2 separate regions of the Mus musculus genome follow, and region 2 is linked to region 1. The links are chromatin loops, found by intact Hi-C in ENCODE. Cell type or tissue: left cerebral cortex. All regions are shown on one strand.

What was found. Peaks named below come from ENCODE experiments on the same cell type or tissue, not always from the same donor. Only the 100,000 strongest peaks of a DNase experiment are listed, where the experiment ranks them.
Region 2: it touches region 1 in a loop (2.4-fold over the local background); 3 of 42 quality-filtered maps call a loop at or near these places.

Annotation. Positions count from the first base shown.
Region 1 is chr12:15,754,848-15,762,847 of GRCm38, forward strand. No RefSeq gene overlaps it. Among named protein-coding and RNA genes, the nearest start is that of Mir6387, 42 kb to the right of the region's middle. In left cerebral cortex, no CTCF peak of the experiment used is centred here; DNase peaks (open chromatin) are centred at 2,704, 4,224, 4,727, 6,096 and 2 more places; H3K27ac peaks cover 2,707 bases.
Region 2 is chr12:15,676,305-15,684,304 of GRCm38, forward strand. All of the region lies in intron 1 of Gm40287 (a long non-coding RNA gene), which reads left to right. Among named protein-coding and RNA genes, the nearest start is that of Gm40287, 74 kb to the left of the region's middle. In left cerebral cortex, no CTCF peak of the experiment used is centred here; DNase peaks (open chromatin) are centred at 1,689, 4,377, 5,584 and 6,291.

The DNA of each region.
Region 1 (8,000 bases):
CCTGTTTGGCTTCTTAGTATTGTTTCTCAAACCTCCCTCCAGGAAAACAAATTAGAATATAATAATCAAGAGTACTTGATAAAATACATGTTGGGTGAGATCCTGCCAGCATGGAGGATACTTTTTATAACTGGGGAAACCTTACAATCAAGTTTGCAAAGGGTGGGCCTCACCCAGGAGATGATGTCTGAGCTGTACATGCCCCTAGGGGGATTTGAAACCGTCTCTGGATATTCTCTGGTCATAAATCACTCAAACGCAGATTCTTTCATTTCACACTTTCCACATAACCACAAGAGCCCATAACTCATTAGGATGCTGGGGGTTCACTGATATGTTCTTAAAACTAAAAAGATCCAGGAAGTGTGTGATGCCCTCATTTCACCAACACTTGAGAGCAAACATTTCCTCAGTAAGCTTTGTTCCAACCCCCAGCCCTGAACTTTTACTTCACACAATAGGGGCTGCTCACAAAGGAGGGCAGTGGAGGGAGGTTGAGGACTTCAGCTGAAGAAAAAAGGGTTCCTGGGAGGAACTGATCAGTGACCTTTGGAGAAGAGGGCTTCCCTGTAAGAAGAACATCCATCCATCCATCCATCCATTCATCTAGTCACAACAGCTATCTGGGGATTTCCCAGGTGACACCATCTGAGGTCCTTCTGATCTGCATACAGCATAATACACTGATCTGCTTCTGTGTAGTGTGTGTGTGTGTGTGTGTGTGTGTGTGTGTGTGGTATGGTGTGTCTGTCTGTCTGTCTGTCTGTCTGTCTTTCTGTATGTGTTTTCATATGGAAGTTAAAGCAATGTCATTATCTACCAATTGTCTTCTTCCTTCTTATGAGACAGGGTCTCTTACTAGACTGGTGTTCTCTAAGAAGGCTAAACTGAGATCTCGTGAGCCCAGGGTTCCTTCCACCAGTGTCCTTCTTTCCAGTGCTATGATTACAGGTGTGTACTATCATCCCTGGATTTTCTTCTATCTCTTTTTTCTTTTCCAGTGTGGGGTCTAATAATAGATCCCAAGTCTTACACTGTATAGAGTGAGATGTCCAGCAGTCTATCTGCTTCCTCTTGGTCAATACCTTTCTCATAGTTTGCACATTGACTGCCCTTCTATAGTACTCAGTCACTCAGTAGGAAATATCCCTCCATCCTCATGTCCACCCCTTCATCAAACCTCTCCTCCCTTCCCCCATATTGACTGGATTGGATCATTCAGTGTCTTCTGACACTGTTACTCATTCTTTTTCCTCCTTCTGCCCTTACTCTGTCTCCTCTTCCATGCCTCGGCTCCTTCAGGCCATCTTTTAGCTACTATCTCCAACATTTAAAATTTCTCCACTGATATTGTTAGAAGGATGTTGTTCCTCACATGAGCATATTTGAAATACAACTGGAAGCTTCCTAATCTTCAGTCTTTAATGACCTCAGCCAAGCTTATTATCCCTAATCATTTTTCTGTTTCATTCCTTAAATAGTTTTCTGTTTTCTCCTGATTCCTATAAATCTTTTCTTACTCAGTCTCTGGAAAATTGATATATAAAATTCATGTTATTCACAGTAAGGGGATAGTCACTTCCCAACATTCCATCACTTTAGTTTGTCTATAAAGCCCACATGGGCATTTGCAGTCTGGTTGGTATCTCCCTCACCCTTTTCCATGAGTGTTCGTCCATCAATAGATGATGTTGTACTCTCTCACTTGAAAGGCTACAGTCACAGCCATTGCCATGCAAATCCTAGAGTTAGCATCCCTAGGTTCTTCCCCTAGTTACCTCTTATCTTGTAAACCCCCCATTTAGTAGTTAACTCTTGAGAAGTACTTCATATTCAGACTACCTAATTAAAAGAGTTCTTCAGCATCTCTCCATAATTTAATTGTGACTCACATGATGGAATCTCTGGCTCATGGTTCAGGGAGCAGAATCTACCATGCTGGCAAGGCATGAGAGGTGAGTTTTCCTCCTGTCTATGGAAGCAGGGGGTGTGAACCTTTCTCATATCTTGGTGGATAAGAAAGCAGAGATCTTAGACTGAACCCAAGTCCAGGCTATAACCACCTAGCCCCACCCCTACAACCATAACCCTTGTGTCTAAATGGTTCTACAATTTTCATAACATCACCAGTCACAGGGAGACAAAGTGCTGGAATGTATGATCCTATGGGGGACATTACACATCTAAGTCACAATAACATGAAGTAAGATGCAACCACATGGATGGCCTTCTCTTCAAACCTAAACTTGGGGGTTCTCGATTTGGAGACTAGCAGAAATAAATGTGAACATTTTTTGCCCAAGACAATAATAATGTGGTGTCCAGAGCAAAGACTAGCAGTACCATACCTCAGAATTGTTATCTGTAAATTAAAATAATACAACCTCCTCTATAGAATTATGTAATTATTCAACTACCACCCAGCAAGTTAGTAACAGAGGTGGAATTAGAAGCCTGATCTCCCTTACTTCACATTTGTTTTGTGCTGTCTGTCTGAGTGACTGTAAATGTGTTAACATCTATGTGGATAGTCCCATGGTAAGCCCTGTAATCGACTGCCATTCACTCAGTATCAACTTAACTCAGCAAGATGACATGAAGAGTCTGGGACTCTCTTCATCCGTGGCTGTGTACCTGAAGTGAAAATCACCGCATTTCATATCACCAAACATTCTGCTCTAAGCCGTAAGACGATGACCAGATGGTATGAACAGCTGATTCTCCTTCGAAAACGTGGTAAGAAAAGGCAGGAAATAGAAGAATACAAAAATACTTTTCCAAGTTTGAGGGAGGAAACAGAAGTTGTGCAGAAGAGAGTAAAAACTGCACTTTAAGACGATTAGGCTGAAGCTCAAAGATTTTTAGCAAAAGCTATACATGATCATGCCAGGGATACCATAGCCCCCACAAACATCTTTCTGGGACAATGGTTCTCAACCAATCTAATGCCACAACCCCTTAATACAGTTCCTCATGTTGTGGTGACCCCCAACAATATAATTATTTTTGGCTTCTACTTCAGAACTGTAATTTTGTTACTGTTATGAATCGTAATGTAAGTGTCTAATAAAGGGGTTGTGACCCACAGGTTGAGAACCACTGCTCTAGAGGAAGGAAATTTGCACATCTGAGCTAACATCAAAGCTAAGTAAGTCAATAGAAAATAGAGCCTGGAGGAAGAATTTTGCTGCCCTCAGCTAGAGAGTCAATGCCACAGCACCTCCCTGGCTGCTGGTTGTTTCTACTTCTTTCTGACTGTTTGGCATATAAGATTTGTATATGTGTATATACACAGGTGTACAGAGGCCAGGAGACAACTTTGGCTGTCCTCAGGCACCACCCACTTTGTCAATGAGACAGGCTTTCTCAATGGCCTAGATTTTGCCAAGAAGGCTAGGTTGGCCACAGGGATCAACACATGACTCTGTCTCCCAGCAGCAGGATAATAGGAGCATGCCACCATGGTAGGCTTCTTTTATATGGTGCCTTGGAATCTATTTCAGGTCCTCAAACTTGCCTTTCTATCTGAACTCTTTCTCTAGCCTATACTTTTTATTAAATTTTTAAAAAATGATGATGGTCAAGTAATATATATGCTTTGGTTGACATTGAACCAGCATTTGCTGAGACTCTCCTGGTATCAGGGAAAAGAGCCTGAGCAACAAGCACAGGACAAGCCTTTCATTCTCATTATGCTTCAACAAGATTGGACCATCATCCCTTGTATGTAAAAACATGAAGGTTCCGAAAAATTAAATTCTTTGCTGGAAGTGAAGACGTCCCATAGGGTTTGCATTAAGTTAGTGTGATGCTAAAATGCATTCATTAGAGGAGAGGTTCATCCATTGATGATGATTCTGAAAGAGCTTTGCTATCTATTGTCACACTCATTATGATCTCTCTCACACATCTCCTGGCATAGTTTGATCTCTGTGTTTTTGGGTTTTTTGTTTGTTTGTTTGTTTGTTTGTTTGTTTGTTTACGAGATCCATGCTTAGATAACCCAATGTCCAGAGTGTTCCCATGTTGACTCTATGTTGCCAAGAAGTGGGGATGCACGGGTAATCCCTTAGGAAGCACAGCAGGACAGCAATCCATCAGTCAGGCAGTAGGCTTCAGAGCCCGTTTCTTCTGCTGCACCACTGGCAAGGGAACAAGTGTTAATTATTCCACTTCCAGTGTTCTACAGAGACAGCAGTGACTGTGCAGAAAGGCAGGGCATGTGATCAGCTCCAGGCACAGAAGCTTCTCCTCACAGGAAGTCATCACACTGTATCACTATGAGGATGGGAGCCCATGCCAGGCATGGCAGGGTGGCAGCTGCCTAGAAATGCATCCAAGTGCCACAGTGTTATGTCTCTCTGGTTTCTTGCTTCTCTTTTGTCCCATGTCTTGGTCTCTTCTTTGCTTTTTTCTCTGTCTTCTTAGCGTCTTTTATATTCAGCTTTCCTATGCTGTTCATTAGAAACTACTGATTCTCTCCTTCCTCCCTCCTTCCCTCCCTTCCTTCCTTTCTTTCTTCCTTTATTGTTTCTTTCCTTCTTTAATTCTCTCTCCAACCAACTTAAGCATACTGAGTGGCCGTGTGTTTTTCTACAGGGGACCAGCAGAAATAAGCAGAACACTCTTGTACAAGACAATCATTGCAAAGACTTTGTACATGCCTCATTTTGTAGAGAAGCAGAAAGTGGGAGGATGTGTGTCAGTTAGTGGTAGATCCAGAACTAGCACTCTCTCCCTTGACAGTCATTACTAAGTTACTTCACCAAACTCCACTAAATAATGTAATTCTCCTCCATGATGCAAACTGGTCCTGCTGGAAGACTTAACTGAAAACTGCACACACAACACAGCCATCCATTCTACCTCTTCACATATTCTCTTCTTCCCATTTGTTCTCTTCCACTCACACACTTAGTCCAATCATCAGTGCTAATGGCTCAAGGTGACCATTGACCAATGATGGTCTTCTTAATCCACATTCGTGTCCTAAGAAAACAGGGGTCTAATGGTGGAATGAGAACCTGTGAAGTTTTTTAACTCAGAGCCAGCAGAGAAACTCTCATACAGAGTTCACATCATAAAACTATGCATTGGACCCCACTATTGTTAACTCAGATTAAAGAGTGAGAATGCATTGGTCTATAGTGAGTCTCTCTACCTGTATTAACTTCTTTTCTCTTTCTTGAGATTAAGCACCTGAGAGAAACAGTGAAATGGGGAAAGTTTCCTTTTGGTTCATAACTAAAGAGGCTATGTCTACTCATGATGGAACACAGACCTGGGACTCCTCTTGATGGGACTGATTCCTAATGGATTCAGAAGCAAGACCATGGAATGCCAGCACTCACCACTTTATCCCTCTCTTCTACTTATTCAGTCAAAGGTCCACACACATGATGCTGCCCATACATTTAAGGAAGGGAGGGTCTGCCCTCATCAGTTGACTATTTCTGGACATATATCTTCATGGACACACCCAAAGGTATATATTTTAGTGTCCTTGATATTTCTAAATCTAATCAATTGACAGTTAAAATTGGCTTTCATAACAGGCCTGGGTGGAAATTTAGAATGTCAAGGAATGTTTTTTTAGACCCAGAGAGACAAACAATTTGCCGAGTCACAGCCTGTTCCACGAGAAGTCTGAACTAACTACATTGCCTCTCTGTCTAGTCCAGAGCACTGTCCCTGGGAGAGACCCATCCCCTCTAGGAAGGCAGGAAATGATGGATGCTTCCACTCCTTTCTCCCCTCTGTATTTGTTCCTGGCTTTCCTTCCGATGAGCTTACAGGAAAGCTAAATTGTGCTGATTTTTCTGGGGTCCTCCAGATTTAGGTAGGTCTGAGGTCTCTAATATTCTCCTCCATTATCTTGGAGAAAGGCTTTCAAAGGGCTCTGAGACCGTGTACTGACCCTCTTTTTCTTCCTGTCACTTGCAGGGTGCCAGGCTAACCTTGACAGACAACATTTTAGGTTTTCACCACACCCAGAGAGACTCCCACGGGACTTCCAAAAAAGCATGGAAGAGCCAGAAGTGCTGTTCCTTTGGCTGTGGATGTGAAGCCGTTGGCCAGGCCCGGAGGTACTTGTAGGAAGAATGGAAAGACAGAAAGAGAGCAGAGGAAGTTGGAGGTGGCAGGAGGAGGGGGCCCCATTTCCTAGTACTCTAGTCAGGCATTGTGAATATGGCATGTTCTTCTAGCTTTGCCAAAAAAAAAAAAAAAAAAACAAAAAACCGGGTAACATTTGCCTGCAAATTCCAGGGAACTGAAGCGACATAGCATCTCTTGTGTGGGCCAATGAGAGCAGCAGTCTTCTTGGCTCTCTAGGAAGATAAATTTTAGGATTTTTCCCCTCCAGGAAGAAACAGTGAGTCAGGGGCAAAGAGTGTGAAGCACGGCATGAACCTGCCTGGGCTGTGAGATCAGAGGCACAGCACCTACCACCTATGTAAAGCTGGCAGAGACTATAGTTGCGTCAGCTAGCCAAAGTATCCCATGCCTCTGGAGTATGTTACTTCATCTTTATGTATACCACCTCATCTAGATACTGACTGCATGACAACTACTCAGCAAGATATCAAAACCACCTAGCACATAGCATAGAACGGCTCTGTGCACTGTCTGACAATGATGAACATGATGTGGAAGAAAAAGAGGTCTGTGTCAGATGGTCCTCCATATAGTTAGGTAGTTCTGAGCAACACACTCTTCTAGGCTGCTCAACACTGGCAGACAGTCCTTAGCCTGAAAACCTGCTGTGTTTCAGTGTGTGCCTGAAGGGAAGCACCCAGAATGCTCACCAGATGGGTGTTGTATAAATAGCATCCGTTGCCCACTATTGTCTCTGTCCAAATCTCTTCATCAAAGAAAGGTCTTCTGTTTCTCTCAACACAACTGGCTATGGCCTCTGGACACTCTTCACCAGGGCCCTACTTCAGAGATCCAAGAACTCCTCAAGGCAGGGCTCCAGGCTGCCACCACCTCAGCAGTCTATTCAATCAAGAGAGCAGCCCAAGGATCCGGAAACAAGCTGAGCAGATCCAAGTCTGCTGCAGATCCAAGTGTACAGGCGCGTCTCCATCTGGACAAGTGTCTTCTGTCTGGGACACGACCACCCACGCCATTCTTTCTGATCAAACAGTCAGGCTTGCAGTGAATCAGCTCCCGTGGTAGCTGAGCAGGGCCCACTCTCCTTCTGAGGATGGAAGGTCTGTCTCCCAAACAAGCAGGAAGTGTAGGCTGTGCAGTCCTCTCTTCCTAGACAACTCATCCCCTAGAAATGGATGCATTTCTTCTGTCCTTGATTTTAGCCTCATTTGCTTTCATTATCAAAAGAGGTATGTGGTGGGGAGTCAGGTAGCTTTACAACAGGTTATGGTTTTATCATTTAGGAAGTGTGTGACCAAGCTCAAGTCTAAGTGGATCAAAGACCTCCACATAAAACCAGAGACACTGAAATTAATAGAGGAGAAAGTGGGGAAAAACCTCAAAGATAAGGGCACAGGGGGAAAAAAAATCCTAAACGGAACAGCAATGGCTTGTGCTGTAAGGTCAAGAATTGACAAATGGGACCTCATAAAATTGCAAAGACACTGTCAATAAGACAAAAAGGTCACCAACAGATTGGGAAAGAATTTTTACCAATCCTAAAACTGATAGGGGACTAATATCCAATATATACAAAGAGCTCAAGACTCTGGACTCCAGAAATTCAAATAACCCCATTAAAAGTGGGGTACAGAGCTAAACAAAGAATTCTCACCTGAGGAATACCAAATGGCTGAGAAGCACCTGAAAAAATATTCAACATCCTTAATCATCAGGGAAATGCAAATCAAAACAACCTTGAGATTCCACCTCACACCAGTCAGAATGGCTAAGATCAAAAATTCAGGTGACAGCAGATGCTGGCAAGGATGTGGAGAAAGAGGAACACTCCTCATTGCTGGTGGGATTGCACGCTTGTACAACCACTCTGGAAGTCAATCTGGAGG
Region 2 (8,000 bases), 79 kb before region 1:
GCAGCTCACAAGAAGGCTTGACCTCACACGGAGACAGGAAAAAGTCCCTATCACATGTGGCCAGCACTGGGCATCTGCCTGTTGCTGATCCACCAGAGAGTGAAACAGTGGTCTCCTTCGTTGGAAGACAAGCCTATGACAAGAAAGCAACTGCTGCCTCTGACTGCCCGTGTCAGCTCTAGAAAGACACTGAATTCTCAAAACAAGAGCACAATAAACACAAAAAGCCATGCTTATCCCAAGATAACTGTATACCCCTGCCTTCAAAGGTCCGAACAAAAACTGATCTCCACATTGTTCTGGCTCTGGTAGTGGGAGGTTGAATTTCCAAATGGACTCTAGCATTAATCCCTTGTGTTGTTTGGAACTAGTCACTCTGCCTGACTCTAATCACAGATAAAAATGTGTTTAAAGTTAATTTTGTCCTCATTTCTTTTATTCACTTTATGCAATACAATCCAGGGATCTATAGCCCAGAGAGATAGAATTTTAGACTTGGTTCTATGGCCAAAACAGGTTGTGTGTTTGCTAATCTTGGAAGCCCTACTGCACATAATTGTTGCATCCATACAACAGAAAAAGAAGAAATATAAATGGCAGGTACCCAGAAAATATTCGAACAAATATCAATAGGTATGGCTCAACACAACCATCTGGCTTGCAGACCTTCAATACACAACCCTATATGGCCTCCACTCCTCATTGATTTCTCCCTCTGTCCTCTGTTTTGTTCTTAGCCAGTCTTGGGTACTTTCTCAACAGTCCTTTGCCATGCTGTTTGAAATAGGACCATGTACTATTTTTTTCTTTTTTTTTTAAATTAGGTATTTTCCTCATTTACATTTCCAATGCTATCCCATATGTACTATTTTTTGAAGAGATTATTGGCATGAACCATTTTAGCTATGTTTGTTTGTGTCGTTACTGGGTTTTCTTGAAACCATCCTCATTCCTCAGCCCCCATTTCTCTGGATTCCTGTTCCTCAATCAAGATGTTTCCTTCTTGATTTTCACCTCCTCTATCTCTCTGGGTATGAGTTCTTTCATTGTTGAGTCCTGGAGCAATCTGTCAGAAACAATGAGACTTTAGATATGAAAGCGACCTCTATCTCTTCTCTAGTGACTCTTCTGTCACTTTGGAAAAGCTACATTGATCTTTTGAACTTCATCTTCATCTGAGAAATGGATACTGTGTGTAATTCAGTGGCTGCTGTGAGCCTTAAAGGAAATGAACTACATACAGACCCTAAAACAGAGATGCTCTCTGTGTATAGTGGCTTCCTTCTTCCTCCTTTTTTTTTTCAATATTTCACTTTGCAACATATTTTATGCCATATCCTTTTCTTCTAATCTACTAGATTTCAAACTCTCTGGGTCCTAAGAGAGGTCGTATCCAGTCTTATAACTCCAAGCAACAGATTCATAAGGTTATATACCTTGAGTAGACCTAGCATTGCAATTGCCAGAGAGATGTGAAACAGCCTGGCATGAAAGGGGAGAACCAGGTCACCCAACAGCAAAGGCTGAGAAGCAAGTCTAGTAAAGGCTCCCATGCTTCTCTCACCCACACAGAGCTCAAACATTTCACCCAGTTTACTCAAGGCCTTCACTAATGCATTATATACATTTCTCTCATGCTTAGCCTCCTTCCTGAGCCACAATAGTCCACTATAAAGCACCATTCACACATCCTACATCCTCATTCCTCCTTCTCTTCATACCACACAAATGTACCAGAATAAAAAATGCCATCCCTGCAGATTCACAGCAACATTTATGGTTTACTGCTGAGGTCCCTTCACAGCGACTCCCAAGTCTTTAATCCTGACATCCATGGCTTTCATAGTGCTAGCAAGTGTCTTAAGGTCTAAGTTCCACCCTCCCATCCCTACTGCCTGTTTTTAGTGTCCTATGCTTCTATTTCATTCAGAAGACTTCTGTATGTGTTCTTATACAAAGAGACCCAATTCAAGCCCATCCCAGATCTCCTGATAGTACAGGTCCTGTGACATTGTTTCAAGACACCAAGTCTTGAGTTTGTGGCCCGGCATGGGTATAAGAAAGGTATCTGCTAATAATGACCAGCCACACCTAGGCATTATCTCTTAAGGACCTGAGACACAAAGAAAGAGAAAAATAGATACATCTCAGGGAGAGCATAATCCTTTGTATAGTGTAGTGTAGTGTAGTGTAGTGTAGTGTAGTGTAGTGTAGTGTATGTGTGCATGCCTGCATGTGTGTGTGCAGGTATGCATAACTGTGCACTTGTGAAGCTGTAACATTGTTGGATCCCTCAAGGCTGGAATTTTAGGCATTTGCAGGAAGCCCAGCTGGTTGCATGAGTGCTGGGATATGAACTCTTGTCCTCATGTTCACACTGTAAGCACTCTCCATCACAATCCACCCCTACAGCTCCTGCGGATCCTTTTTTTGCTGTCTTACAAGAGAGAGAAAGAATTATTTTATTAAAATCACCAATAACATTTCTATTAAGCTGGGCTGAGCTCATCATAGCCACTGCCTCTCTTCATGTCTATATTATGTATCACCAAGTAGTATGCTTACTTACATAACATTGAAAATGGCATAGTTTGCAGGTGCTTGAATTCCACGCACAGTATCTCTTTTAAAGTCAGACATTGTTTCTTAGCCTTATATCGTGTCTTAATCGGGAGTTTCCATTGCTGCAAAGAATCATCATGACAAAAAAACAGGTTGGGGGAAAAAGGGTTTCTTTGACTTATACTTCCTCATTATAATTTGTCATTGAAGAAAACCAGGACAGAACCTCAAACAGGGCAGAAATCTGGAGGCAGGAGCTGATGCAGGGGCCATGGAGGAATACTGCTTACTGGATTTCTAATCATGGCTTGCTCAGGCTGCCCTCTTATAGACCCTGAATCAGCAGCCCAGGGGTGGCACAATCCAAAACAGCCTGGGTCCTTCCACATCAATCACTACAGCTGGATTCTATGCAGGCATTTTCTTGACTGAGTTTCCCTCCTTTTAGATGACTCTAGCTTGGGTCAAGTTGGCATGAAACCAACAAGGACACACCACCATCATGTATCCAGCTCTGCCTCTCCTCCTCAAGCACAGCAGTAGCTGCCTCCTCTGACCTTCCATAGCTAGCTCTGAACACTCGGATAGTGACATATGCAATCCATGTCATTCTTTTTAGATGACATTCCGTATTCCACAGACCTTTCAAAATTGGCTCTCATAATAGTCTTTCTTATGTACACCCAACTGCTTAGAAAATGGGTTTAGTTCTCTTTCTGAGCTGCAGCTTCTTCATACTTCAGAGAGTCCTTATGGGCTGGGGAGGTAGCTCAGTCATAAAACATTTGCATGGCATGAAGATGACTCCGGATTTGACTCCAAATCTCTAGCATCATTCACATTTACTCACCATGATGCTTTTTATTTGCTTCATGACTATGCCACCATGTGTGTTGAGAGACTTGAGAGCAGAAAACACTTAATTCATCTTCTCTTGAAACTAGCTGAGTCTCAGGCATGGCATAGAAGAATCAGTTTTCTATATTTACTATGCCTTTAACTTTTATTGATACTTGTGGTGGTTTGGAAAAGATATGTCCCTCTTAAGGTCTTCTCTATGAAAATTTGGTCCTCAGTTGGTGGGAATATACAGAGAAGTTATGGAACCTTTAGAAGGTGCAGCCTGGCTGGAGTGAGGTTACTGGGGCCAGGCTTTGAGAGTTTAATAACCTCACCCCATCTTCAATATGCCCTCTTCTCCTCCTGTGTGTGGATAAAGATGTAAGTAGCCAGCTTCCTACTCTGCTGCCATGCCTTCCCTTCCCTGAAAGTAGGGATTGTAGCTCCCTGGAAACATAAGGTAAGTCAAACTTCTTCCTTTATAAAGTGCTTTGGTCGTGTTAATTTCATCACAGCAGAAAAACAATAATGATATGCCACCTAATTTTGCTTTTGCATTTATTTTTGGATTGCAGAATGTAGTATAAATACAAATGATCAAGAGGCACAGATATTGCTATGAAGAAACACACATCAAAAAAAGAAATCAAATACATCCACAAACACCTTCAGTAGATGATTGCATAGGAGAAAGATCAAAAGCAGTCTACTCAGGGAGGGAACTCCAAAAGAGCCAGAACTATTTCTCACTGAAGTCAAGGTCACCCATCTCAACAACGAAGAGTTACTTCTCTAGGCAGGCATTTTTAGGTTCCTTTCGTCCCTCTGAAGGTATAGCAATCATGGCTGTTTATGGAAAGAGATATTTGTATCAGCACAGTACCACAGTTTGCATCAGCTGCAAACTCTCGAGCTGCCAACTGCTTGGACCAAAGGGTGCTAGAAAGCGAAATTCCTCAGGAAATTAACTGGAGGGCCTCTGGGAAAATTAACATGTCCAATTTTCTTTAGGTAGCATACATTTAGAAGCCTTGTTATTCTGCCTCAGCAATTGCAAGCTTTGGGCTTTGGGAGCCAAAATTACATAAAAGTATAATAGAATCCAGAAACTGTGTTACTATGAGAATTAGAGAAGAGTCCACCAAAGACTGATTGCCTCATTTAAGCATAAAATCATAACACATATGTATGTGCGTGTATTGTATATAAGTGTGTGTGTATGTGTGTGTGTGTGTGTGTGTGTGTGTGTGTGTGTGTGTGTGTGTGTGTGTATGTGTTGGCTACAAACAGTCCCCAACAAGTCTACGCATGAACAATAAGGAACATAATTGCAAAATCAGCTAGCTGATAGCAGGTGGCAAACACCACACTGGTTAATTCCTCGAATAGTAAAATTAAGTTTGATTACATAAACACCAAAGGGGCTATAAAAAACACCTAGCTGAATTAAATTTCTCTTCTCCCATTGGCACTGCATGAAACTTTCTCCTTTTTTCATTTTATGAGTTTATCGGTGTTTTATCTGCATGTGTATCTGTGTACCATGTGTGTGCAGTGCCCCAAGAAAGAACCAGGCCCTTGAGCTGGGAGCCAACATGTAGGTTATGGGAACTGCATCCAGGTCCTTTGCAAGAGTAGCCATGGCTGCTAACTGCAGTCCTCTTCAATCCCTCACAATCTTTCTCTACCAAAAGATTATAAGTACTTCTGAATTCATATTATGTATGTATATGTATATATAGTCTCTTTAAATATTTTACAAATACAGTCAGTTTTTTTCACCCTTAATAGCACTTATTTTAAGCGCTCCAATTTGTGAAAACATTGATGAGATACTGTAAATAGCATATAGCAATAAAAAAAAAGAAAGATTGCAAAATATTACCACTTATATCATTGGCACCCACTCTTAGACTTTTAAACTTTCCACAAAATAAGTAGAGAGCTTGCAGGAATGAGTGCATACTCTATGCCTAGCCTCGGGTAACAATAGCCAAGTGCTCTTGACTTGAATATATTTTAACATTAATTGACTGGGTTACACTTCTGTCCCAGGCTTATTGTAAATGCAAGATGCCAAATAACAATATTCTCTCAAATGTCTCTCATAGTTGCCTGTGTTTCTTTTCTCCCTGCTCCAAGAGAAGAGTTGCCACCCACATGCGTAGTAGAGAATGCTTCACTCTTATTTAGAGACTGGGTGGGAGGAAGCAAGCAAGTAAAACAGGCCAGCCTTTCCCTGCATTTGTATCCAGCGTGGAAAACTGATCCATTATTGGAGCTAATTATTTAAAATGAGTGGCAGTAAAAGATTGATGACTGCCACGATTCAGAAATATAACATTTATATATACACACATAGATTTGCTCAGATTTAGGAAAACAACAGAAGTAATAAGCACAATTCTCCCATTTGTATTCTCCCAAAATAACCGGCTCAGGAATCTGGTGAATCATGCATGAAAAATAAGCCCACTCCATTCATACAAACAAATTGTTTTTGTTTCCACTTTTCTACTTGTATGAACAATTGGGTCAGATGTAATTTGACTGCTCATTTCTCCTTCATTCCTTCTGTATTTTTCAAAGAGATTATTTGATATATGGTTGCTATTGGACTTGCATGAAATAGACTTAAAAGGGTGGCTCAAACCCTCATCCTTAGCTGTTTATTTCATGCTAAAGTGAGGGGTCATAGTGAAGCATTTTAAGAGATTCCAGGCTAAGGAAAAAAAAATCACTAAAGGATTCATTCTTCAGTAGTATGCAGTAGGTGCCATTACATTGCTATGCTCAGCCTCTTTCAGGCAAGATCCTATAAAACACTGTATTCTGTAAAGCTAGATTCTCAGCCTATCTGCTGTGCTAAATTCCATGGGCTTTGTTTTTCTCCTGTGCCTTCTCATTCACTTGCTTCCAACCTACACCTCCTAGAGGAAAGACTCTTTTTTTTATCTCCAAGTCCAGCAAATCCCTATCTATTCCAATTCCTTACCCTTGCTTGCTCCAATTTTTGCCTCTGCTGCTCATTATGGTTTCCTTCCTTGGAACTGAGGAGGCTTCTAGCACTCTCCCTCCATCGAAATATACACAAGCTTTAAAATTAATTTCCTTCAATGTTCTCAACACATTCATATTACAGGCCATGTGACTGAAAAAAGAAATTGACATTCAGTGCTCTTTAAATCATATAGATATAGATAGATATAGATGATATAGATATACATATAGATAATATATAGATATAGAATCTGAGGGTTCAGGCATTCCGGCAGGCCATGCTGTAGTGAGCCTTGCTTGCTCACTACAATTTATCTGGAATTTATCTGGAGCTGTGTCAATGACTGGAAAGGATCTGATGCATTGGATCTTGGTGAATAGATGCTAAAATAAACACAGCTAAGAAATAAAGGGAAAAGGGGTGTTACTGGTGACAGGTAAGGAAGGAATTGTTTTCTAAGCAATGCATTCTTCAAACCAAGGACAAGTAGAGATTTTTTTTCTAGGGAGCCCATAGATTTTCACACAGGAAAACTTTTGGCTATGGCACATTCCTGAGCATGGTCAGTTAAGGAATATAGTTTTGAACATGTCAAGTTCAAGCTCATAGTTCAAGAAGGAACAGTGGCATATTGATTTGGGGACATGTTTAGCTCAATATTATAAAGCACATGTTTGAAGATTAAAATGGCAGATAACACAATTGAACATGTTCAACTTGAATCATAATGATGGTTCATAAAGGAATGCCTATGGCATGCTTAGCTTTCTCCAAAATATTTCTCCTGAAAATAAAAAGATAGGTGCTTTGAGGGTGCATTGATATTTAAAAGTTTGTGTCTAAGCTACTTGTTCAGCTTAGAGACTACCATACAATTTTATGGCCCAGATGCTGGGCACTTCCAGAGGCACCACCATTTGTACCCTGCTAGTTGAAACTACCTGTTGGCTGGGACGTCTTTCTTCCTCTCTCTCTCTCTCTCTCTCTCTCTCTCTCTCTCTCTCTCTCTCTCTCTCTCTCTCTCAAGCTAGATGACATGCTATGACCCAAGTTTAGAAGATCCTGGTGACATCGTGGTAATGTAAAAATAAACAAGCAAACAAAATACTACCCTAATCTCAATTTAAGAACAAAAGGAAGACTCTTTCTCTCATAAAGAATGCACACTTTACATTTTAAGAAGAGCCTGTGAGATGAATTATGTCTATAATCACTGTCCAAAAAGCACCACCTCATTTTCCCAGGCACCTCTGCTTCACTTCCTTTCCCCATCAGCTTTGACTTTTATCTGTACTCTTCAGTCCACACCCACTTTTAGTATGGTCCAGAGACCTCTGCATTTGCTTCCCAAACACAGTGCCCATCTTCTTCTGGTTTTGAGTCAATTCTCCTCATGGAATAAAAACAAAATTATCATAGCCAGCAACACTCTTAGAAGTGTGCCATCCACTTCTGCACGGTAAGAAATAAAATAATGATTCGTTTTCCTGTGTGCCTTGAGTCTTCTGAAGTCCTGTTAGAGACGGATAGAAATACTGGGCCTGTGCTAGAGTCTTTTATCCTTGTCATGCGCCCCCCCCCCCCACCCACACACACT